Linked DNA regions of Mus musculus: all the other regions are linked to region 3. Evidence: chromatin loops called from intact Hi-C (ENCODE). Cell type or tissue: left cerebral cortex. All regions are shown on one strand.

Region 1 (2,500 bases), 110 kb before region 3:
AGAAACCTACCCATGCCTTTCCAATTTTTTTTTAATTAGGCATTTTTTTCACTTACATTTCCAATGCTATCCCAAGTCTCCCAATACCCCCCTACCCACCCATTCCCACTTCTTGGCCCTGGCGTTCCCCTGTACTGAGGCATATAAAGTTTGCAAGACCAAGGGGCCTCTTTCCAATGATGGCCAATTAGGCCATCTTCTGCTACATATGCAGCTAGAGACACGAGCTCCAGGGGGTATTGGTTAGTGAATATTGTTCCACCTATAGGGTTGCAGACCCCTTTAGCTCCTTGGGTACTTTCTTTAGTTCCTCCATTGGGGGCCCTGTGAGCCTTCCTAATTTTTATTATTTGCCACATCCCCTATTCCACAACCAAAGAGAGAAAAGAAAAAAATCCTGTTTGATTTTACTAGGCTGGGGTGAGAACCCAGGGCCTTGTGCACTTTACTGTAGAGCCACACCCAGTCCTATGACCCTTGGCAATGCTATTGGTCTCTTTTCCTGGGGTAGCACTTTGGCCCCTCCTCCAGACATCAGCTCTTCAGGATGCTTCCTCATATCCTTCTCTAGGCCCATGTTCACACGGAAAGCTGTTCTTACTGATGAGTCCAGAAGTTCTACCCACACCCTTATTACCTATGTGTAGCATAGCACAGCTCTTAGCTAGGGACTGGATTTCCTATACTCTTTCTCTGCACCTGTCATACTTCCTAAAACAAAGCTGGCTACATGTATTAGCATCTCGAGAACAATTAATTTTTGTTGTTATTGTTTTTGAGACAGGGTTTCTCTGTAGCCCTGGCTGTCCCGGAACTCACTCTGTAGACCAGCCTGGCCTCGAACTCAGAAATTCGCCTGCCTCTGCCTCTCAAGTGCTGGGATTAAAGGCGTGCGCCACCACTGCCCGGCTTGTTTTACTTTTTGAAACACCTTTGTACTGTCTTCACCCCTTTACAATTTCCTATCATTAATCTCTTTATGTCTCTTTAGTGCTGTGTTTCTGCTGACATTAATCAGCCCTAAGAAAGAAGCACACCCAGTCCTTTCCTTCATTCTTAAATCCACTGTACTTGGCTCCCATCATCACCACTTCATTAGCACTGATTAGGATGCAAATGCTATCAATGACGAAAACACAGATCAGACCAACTGTTTTTCAGACAGTCGTCTCAGCAAGGGCGCGAGGCGGGCGGGCGGGAGCAGTACCTCGATGTTGGTTGCATTCAGCTTCTCCTCCATGACTTGCTTGAGGATGATGAGCGAGGACTTGATGGCCTCCTTCAGAGTCATAGACTTCAGAGAGAGAGAGGAGCTGTTAGTTGAACGTGATTCCTTCCTTTAACCCTCCCCGCATCTCTCTGCAGAAACAACTTAGCTGATATTAATAAACCTTACACCTTATTTGTATAATGTAGTACATTATATAATAATGTAAATATTCAAGGATATATACTTAGAAGAAAAATGTCTCACTAACGCTCATCTAGTAAATCATCTTTGAGAAAGAGGACAGGGCTGTGCGTCCCTAGTATATGCTTATCTCAATTCCATGATCTAGAGGATGATATAACCTGGTGAACAGCCTAGTAATATCCAAGTGACCTAAAGAGGGCAATCCAATGATTCAGAAAATCCACTTTCCATTTTATTTCCTGTCTTAGGGTTCCTATTGATGTGATAAACACCATGACCAACAGTACCTTTGGAAGAAAGGATTTATTTCATCTTAGAACTCTCAGGTCACACTCCATCACTGAGGGAAGTAGAGGAAGGAAAGGTAGCAGAGGCTATGGAGGAATGCTGCTTACTGGCTTGCTCTTCCTGGCTTGCTCAATTTGCTATCTTATACATCCCAGAACCACCTGCACAGAGGTGGCACCACCTGTAGTGAGCTAGACCCTCCCGTACTAATCACTAATCAAGAAAACATCCTAAGGATTTGCCCAAAAACTAATTTGATGAGGTATTCTCTCATTTCAAATTCCTCTTCCTATATGGCTCTCACTTGTGTACACATACACACACAGCACTAACTAACATTTAATTTTCTCTACATATGAAAGCTATATTACAAGCAAACCGCATTTTATTGTGCTTTGTTGTGCTGCACTTAGCAAATACTGCAGATCAGTGGCAACCTCATATTGAACAAGCTTACTGGTAACATTTTCTAAAAGCAATGGATTATTCTGTGTCTGTTATTTCTGATTAATTCTCACAACAGTGTGATCTGTTTGGTAACCATTTTTCCTCTCTTTAGTGTCTGTATTTTCAGGTATGTGCAGATGTGTGTGTGTGGGGGTGTTTGTTGGGGGGGGGGGGTTGCACATGCACCCAAGTGGAAGTCAGAGGACAACTTGGATGTTACTCCACAGATACCTTTTTGAAATCAATCTCTCTCTGGTCTGGAATTCACCAAGCAGGCTAGGCTGCCTACCAAGTCAGCTCCAGTGAGCCACCCGTCTCTGCCTCCCCAGCACTGGGATTAAAAGCCTGTAC
Region 2 (2,500 bases), 120 kb before region 3:
TGGCGGCGCTTCCGGAGACCCTCGGGTTAGGGTTGGGTCACGTTGCCGCCTTCTCCACCCTCCTCCCAACCCCCCTCCAAACGCTCCTAAAAATTTCCTTCGGTGGAAACCGCGCCTGGGAAAGCCAGGGAATCCCTGAACTACTACTCTCAGTTGGAAAAGGGGCTCCGACATAAACTGGTACATTAGGATTTTAACCCCGGCTCGCTGGCTCGCCCATTGTCTGCTGAAGGAGCCAAGAAGGTGAATGCGAAAATCCTATGGGGCAGATGAACATCATTACACCCGTGTCTCATGGAAGCCGCAGAAGTCTTTCCAACATGTTTGGCCTCAGTCACCTTCCTCATCTGCAGGGAGGTAGTCAAGAGGCGAAAGTACTTTTTGGCTTCTGCGGACTTGGAAATGTAGGTAGCTTTGCCACCAAGTGTAGGTATACGGGAAGAGAATTGCCTAAAGCCCACTTTATATATTATCATTTTAGTACAGTCACATTCTGATTTTAGTTACCTAAAGCACCCTTAGCCCTGCAGTAAGTGCATCACACCAATTCCCTCACTGAATATGATGCCTCCTAAATGAATACCCACCTCCAGCAAATAACCTCCCCACTGTTCCCTACACCGCAGAAGCTGCTCACACAACTTTTAGAACATGCAGTGCTGGTAAAACCAGTTCTAAATCCTTAACTTCACTCCACCTCTTCCCAACATTTCAAGTTGTTCAGTCGGAACTCAGGAAGCCAGATAAAAAGATACAAAGTATGCAAAATGTTATACCAGAGTGGAAGCCATTGGAAGTTACTTTTAACTTTAACAGTAAACTCAAACGGCAGGCCTACCCGAGTATGCACACGGAATAGTACAAACAAAACTATTTACGTACTCGGGAGTTTTTCCTCTCCCCAAAACCACAGTAAGAAGGGAGCTGTGAAGCTCTGGAAAGCGGAACAGGATGGCAAATCAACAGAAAAGCCCTCCAGTTTCTGAGCCACTGAACAAGATAAAAACTGATGAGTGTGTTTTCTTTCCAGAAATATAAACGCCACATTATTTATTTTTAAGCACAACTTATTTTTAATTCGTGTCAAGTATGGATTAGATCACAAGGCAGTCAGTTACAGTAGCATGTGACCAGTTACGGAGGGGAAAAAGGGGGCTACAAAGGAATATTTCTTTGTTTGGGTGACAAAGATGAATGGTCTATTGTCTTACTATGGGGAAAGAAGAAAGCTAACTCAACAGTGCTACCTGCTGGAGAAACTACCAGATACATCTTTTAGCTATTTAGTTCCATTAACGTTTAGATTTTGTCAGTTTGTTGAACTGGGGAGTCTTTTTTTGTAGCCCAGGGTGGCTTAGAGTCTTTGATCCTCCTTCACCAGCCTCCCAAGCAAAAATATCAATATGAAGTAATTATCACAAAGCTATACCTTTTTGTATGTAAGATCATTTCTTGAACACAACATTTAAAGAAAAGTAACCATCTCTTTGAATTATTCACATTGTAATTATAGCAGATAATGATACTTACTGTTCTCAGTTATACAGACATCCTGCCTTAGCAATAGGAGGGACTGTAAGCTGGAGGGCTACACTATGTTTTCCCTTCGCTTTTTTCTCTGTATATTCTTGAGTGACACACCTCTTCAAAGCAACGTATTCTTTTCCACATCTGCATTAATCTATAGTGTTAAAAGCAGTACTGGACCTGGAGCAACGGCTCAGCAGTTAAGAGCTTACAGGATACCTGGGTTTAGATCCCAGCACCCACGTGGCAGCTCACAACCACCTGTAACTCCAGTTCCAGGGGATCCAATGCATTCTTCTGACCTCCTCAGGCTCCTCATATATACTTGGGTACATGTGCGTGCGCGCGCGCACACACACACACACACACTCACTCATACACATTAGAGATGATTGCCTCTTTTTCCCACTAGAGGTACTTTTCTTAGACTGTGGGAGACTACAGATGACCTTTCACAGCTATGACAGCTTCCCAATAAAATTCTTAAATGACTGGTGGTTAGAATATGCTTGGGCCAGAGAGTGGCACTGTTAGGAGATGTGGCCTTGGAGTGTGTCATTGTGGGTGTAGGCTTTAAGACCTCATCCTAGCTGCCTTGAAGTCAGTCTTCTCTAGTGGCCTTCAGATAAAGGCCTCCTGCACCATGCCTGTCTGGATGCTGCCATGCTCGAACCTCTGAACCTATAAGTCAACCCTGATTAAATGTCCTTATAAGAGTTGCCTTGGTCATAGTGTCTCTTTACAGCAGTGAAACCGTAAGACAATGACTAAGTTGATACAAGATTCCAGGGGCTAAATCTCACATGATACAGGATTAACATCATAACAGGATTAACATCAGTAGAAATCTGCAGAATGTTGAAAATAAACCCAAGTTGCTTTCATTGTATGTGTGGGCAAAACTTCTTCCTTTGCTGAACTGATGTTTTCAAATGTGTTTCAGCACACGCTACTTTTCACTACACTGAATTTT
Region 3 (2,500 bases):
TCTCTCCCTCCCTCCCTCCCTCCCCTTCTCTCTCTCTCTCTCTCTCTCTCTCTCGTGTGTGTGTGTGTGTGTGTGAGAGAGAGAGAGAGAGAGAGAGAGAGAAAGAGAGAGAGAGAGATGGCTTCCCCTTGCTTGCTGTCATATCCTATTCTCTGCTTGCAGTCACTTGGTGCAGTGGTCTTCAACCCTGGTCCCCGCCAGCTCCATAGGCCTGAGGCTCTGTCGAGGACTCTCCCAGACACAGGTCCCAGATACCCAAGCCAGAGGCTAAAGGCAAGTCTGGCCGCTGGCCCAGCCTCCCTCTGCTATTCCTTCCCTCATCCAGGGAGGCAGGGACCAGCGCTTCAGTGTGCTCAGTGCAGGGGAGGAAGTAAAAGGTGTACATTCAAGCAGAGACAGGAGGAGAGTGGAGAGCTGACCCAAAGCCTGGAGCCAGAGAGGAGGAGGGAGGAAGGAGGGAAACAAAAGAGCCAAATAAGAAAGGCAGAAAAGGCGAGAAAATGGGGCAGTCAGTCCAAAGAACGGGAAGCTTAGGGAAAAGAACCAGGCCACGCCTTGTGCTCTGTGCTCGGAGGGTCAGCCCCCAAGCGTGGGATCAGATGCCCCACTAGGGAAGCTGAGGTGCCACAGAGACTCTCCAGGGGCCTGGTGTGTAATTTCAGGACCAGGAAGAGAATGGTTGGGGTCAGAAGGGCACAAGGCAAGAGCAGGGGTGTGTGGGCGGGGCTGCCTTGAGGGCTGAACAGGCCAGTGAGCTGTGCTCTCTAAGTACTGGGGGAGCTGAGAGCAAAGTCAGAAGAAGAGGAGGGGGTATTTTAGGATCCCCAAGAAGGCTCTGGAGGGAGGGGCCTGGGATTTCTGCAGCCTCTAATTCAGAGCAAGTCAATATGGCCCCGTGGTTTTTAGGGGTAGCCTGGGTTGAAGAGTATACATTGCCAGCCAGCCCTAGCACCATTTGAAACTTCAAACACAAACCGATCAGACCCAATTGATTATGTTTATCCCTTTCTTGGGCCATCCCCGACTCCTGGGCACTCTTTCTGTCTGGCTGTGATTCCAAGAAGAGACCCATTTGGAGAGACCAAAGTGTCCAGTTTCGTTCATCTTCTATCCCACCTGCCCAGGCAGTGAGCCTTTGAAGCGTCAGGGCCACAGATGGAGCCCGCCAGGAGCTACCCAAAGACCATAGCTGTTGGCTCAGATCAAAATGCACACAGGAAACGACATTCCCCGGCCAGCAGTCTCGATTCAACTATTCATCAGAAGCCGAGGCTTACGGAAGCTAACCTGTCCACACAGGGGAGCTGCGGGGACATCAGTTCATCAAACCCGCCACAGCCTTTTCTCTTGGGAGATCTGTCCCTCCTGCCCACCCTTCACAGCCGAGACTGCAGCCATGTGGAAAGGTGCCCAAGAGACCACAAGCCCCCAGGATAAAGAAAGCAGGTGTGGGGTTGGCAAAGAGAAGCTGTGTAGCAAGACACTGCAGTAACTCTTCAGAGCTCTGTGGCCAACACTGCCCTCCTGTGGCTAAAATGTACCAGTGCAGGCGGAGGGCCCTGAAACCTCTCAGATTGGTTGGTTCTCTTTTCCCATCTTGAGCCTTCTTATCCAGGGTCCCCCTGCCTCAGTATGAAGCTGTAGACGCTCTCTAGATTATTCCTAAAAGCCAAACTGTAAGAAAGACAGATTCTACATAGCACTCTTTATCACGCACTCTGAGGGGGCACTCACAAGACATCTCTCAATCCCAAAGGAGCCGATCAGAGTTAACGGTCTCGGAGTGTGGTCAGATGGGCATGAGAGCCAAGTAAGGCATGGTTCTTTCTGATCGTGGGTATTCCAGAAGTACAGGGAGAGAACTAGGACGAACGAAGAGTTGCTAAGGAGAAAGACCATGAGGTGGTGGCCAGCTTGGAGAGGAAAGAATTAGCTTTCCCTTGTGCACACTTGGGCCTGGTTGGGTTGGGCTAACCACAAGACACTTGAACAGTTTTCCCCCAGAGACATAGAGCAGAAGTGGCTCCAAGATGACACCCAGGGCTGGTTTGGTTCTTTCCAGAGGGGAAATCAGCCCAGCTCTTTGTTCATAGGCCAAGGCTAAAGTTGGTCTTCAGTTGGGCATCGGAAGCTGGCCTTGGGTGCCACACCCCCATGGGTCAGCCTGGGCAGCGTTTTAGGACGTCAGGAACCTAAATGGGGGGGTTTCTGGTATCCAAACTGCTCCTCTGTCCCTTTTCATTTCCTCCCCAAAGATCAGACACGCAGCCTGCACACAGTTACCTGGCCTAAGTTCTAAAGACTCCACTGGAAATCAGAGGAGCATTGATCTCCGTGTCTGCTCCCCTCTGGCCTGGCCGGTTCTCTGTGTTCCCTCTGGCCTTCCTTTTCCATCGGTCCTACATCCTAGCTCCTTCATGACATACACACTTTATGCTCCTCTCTCTGGTCTCAAAACACAAGGAAAAGCCAAAGTGTTTAGTTTAGCTCCCTTTTCTCT

What was found. Peaks named below come from ENCODE experiments on the same cell type or tissue, not always from the same donor. Only the 100,000 strongest peaks of a DNase experiment are listed, where the experiment ranks them.
Region 1: it touches region 3 in a loop (4-fold over the local background); 6 of 42 quality-filtered maps call a loop at or near these places.
Region 2: it touches region 3 in a loop (2.3-fold over the local background); 6 of 42 quality-filtered maps call a loop at or near these places.

Annotation. Positions count from the first base shown.
Region 1 is chr3:108,271,085-108,273,584 of GRCm38, reverse strand. It overlaps Psma5 (proteasome subunit alpha 5), which reads right to left. Exons shown (of 9, transcript NM_011967.3): 8 at 1,208-1,294. Among named protein-coding and RNA genes, the nearest start is that of Sort1, 12 kb to the left of the region's middle. In left cerebral cortex, no CTCF peak of the experiment used is centred here; no DNase peak of the experiment used is centred here.
Region 2 is chr3:108,281,289-108,283,788 of GRCm38, reverse strand. No RefSeq gene overlaps it. Among named protein-coding and RNA genes, the nearest start is that of Sort1, 1.5 kb to the left of the region's middle. In left cerebral cortex, a CTCF peak has its summit at 1,253 (motif pointing left); DNase peaks (open chromatin) are centred at 271 and 1,224; H3K4me3 peaks cover 688 bases; H3K27ac peaks cover 1,200 bases.
Region 3 is chr3:108,163,927-108,166,426 of GRCm38, reverse strand. No RefSeq gene overlaps it. Among named protein-coding and RNA genes, the nearest start is that of Gm40122, 10 kb to the left of the region's middle. In left cerebral cortex, CTCF peaks have their summits at 1,325 and 1,528 (motif pointing left); a DNase peak (open chromatin) is centred at 1,512; H3K4me3 peaks cover 338 bases; H3K27ac peaks cover 839 bases.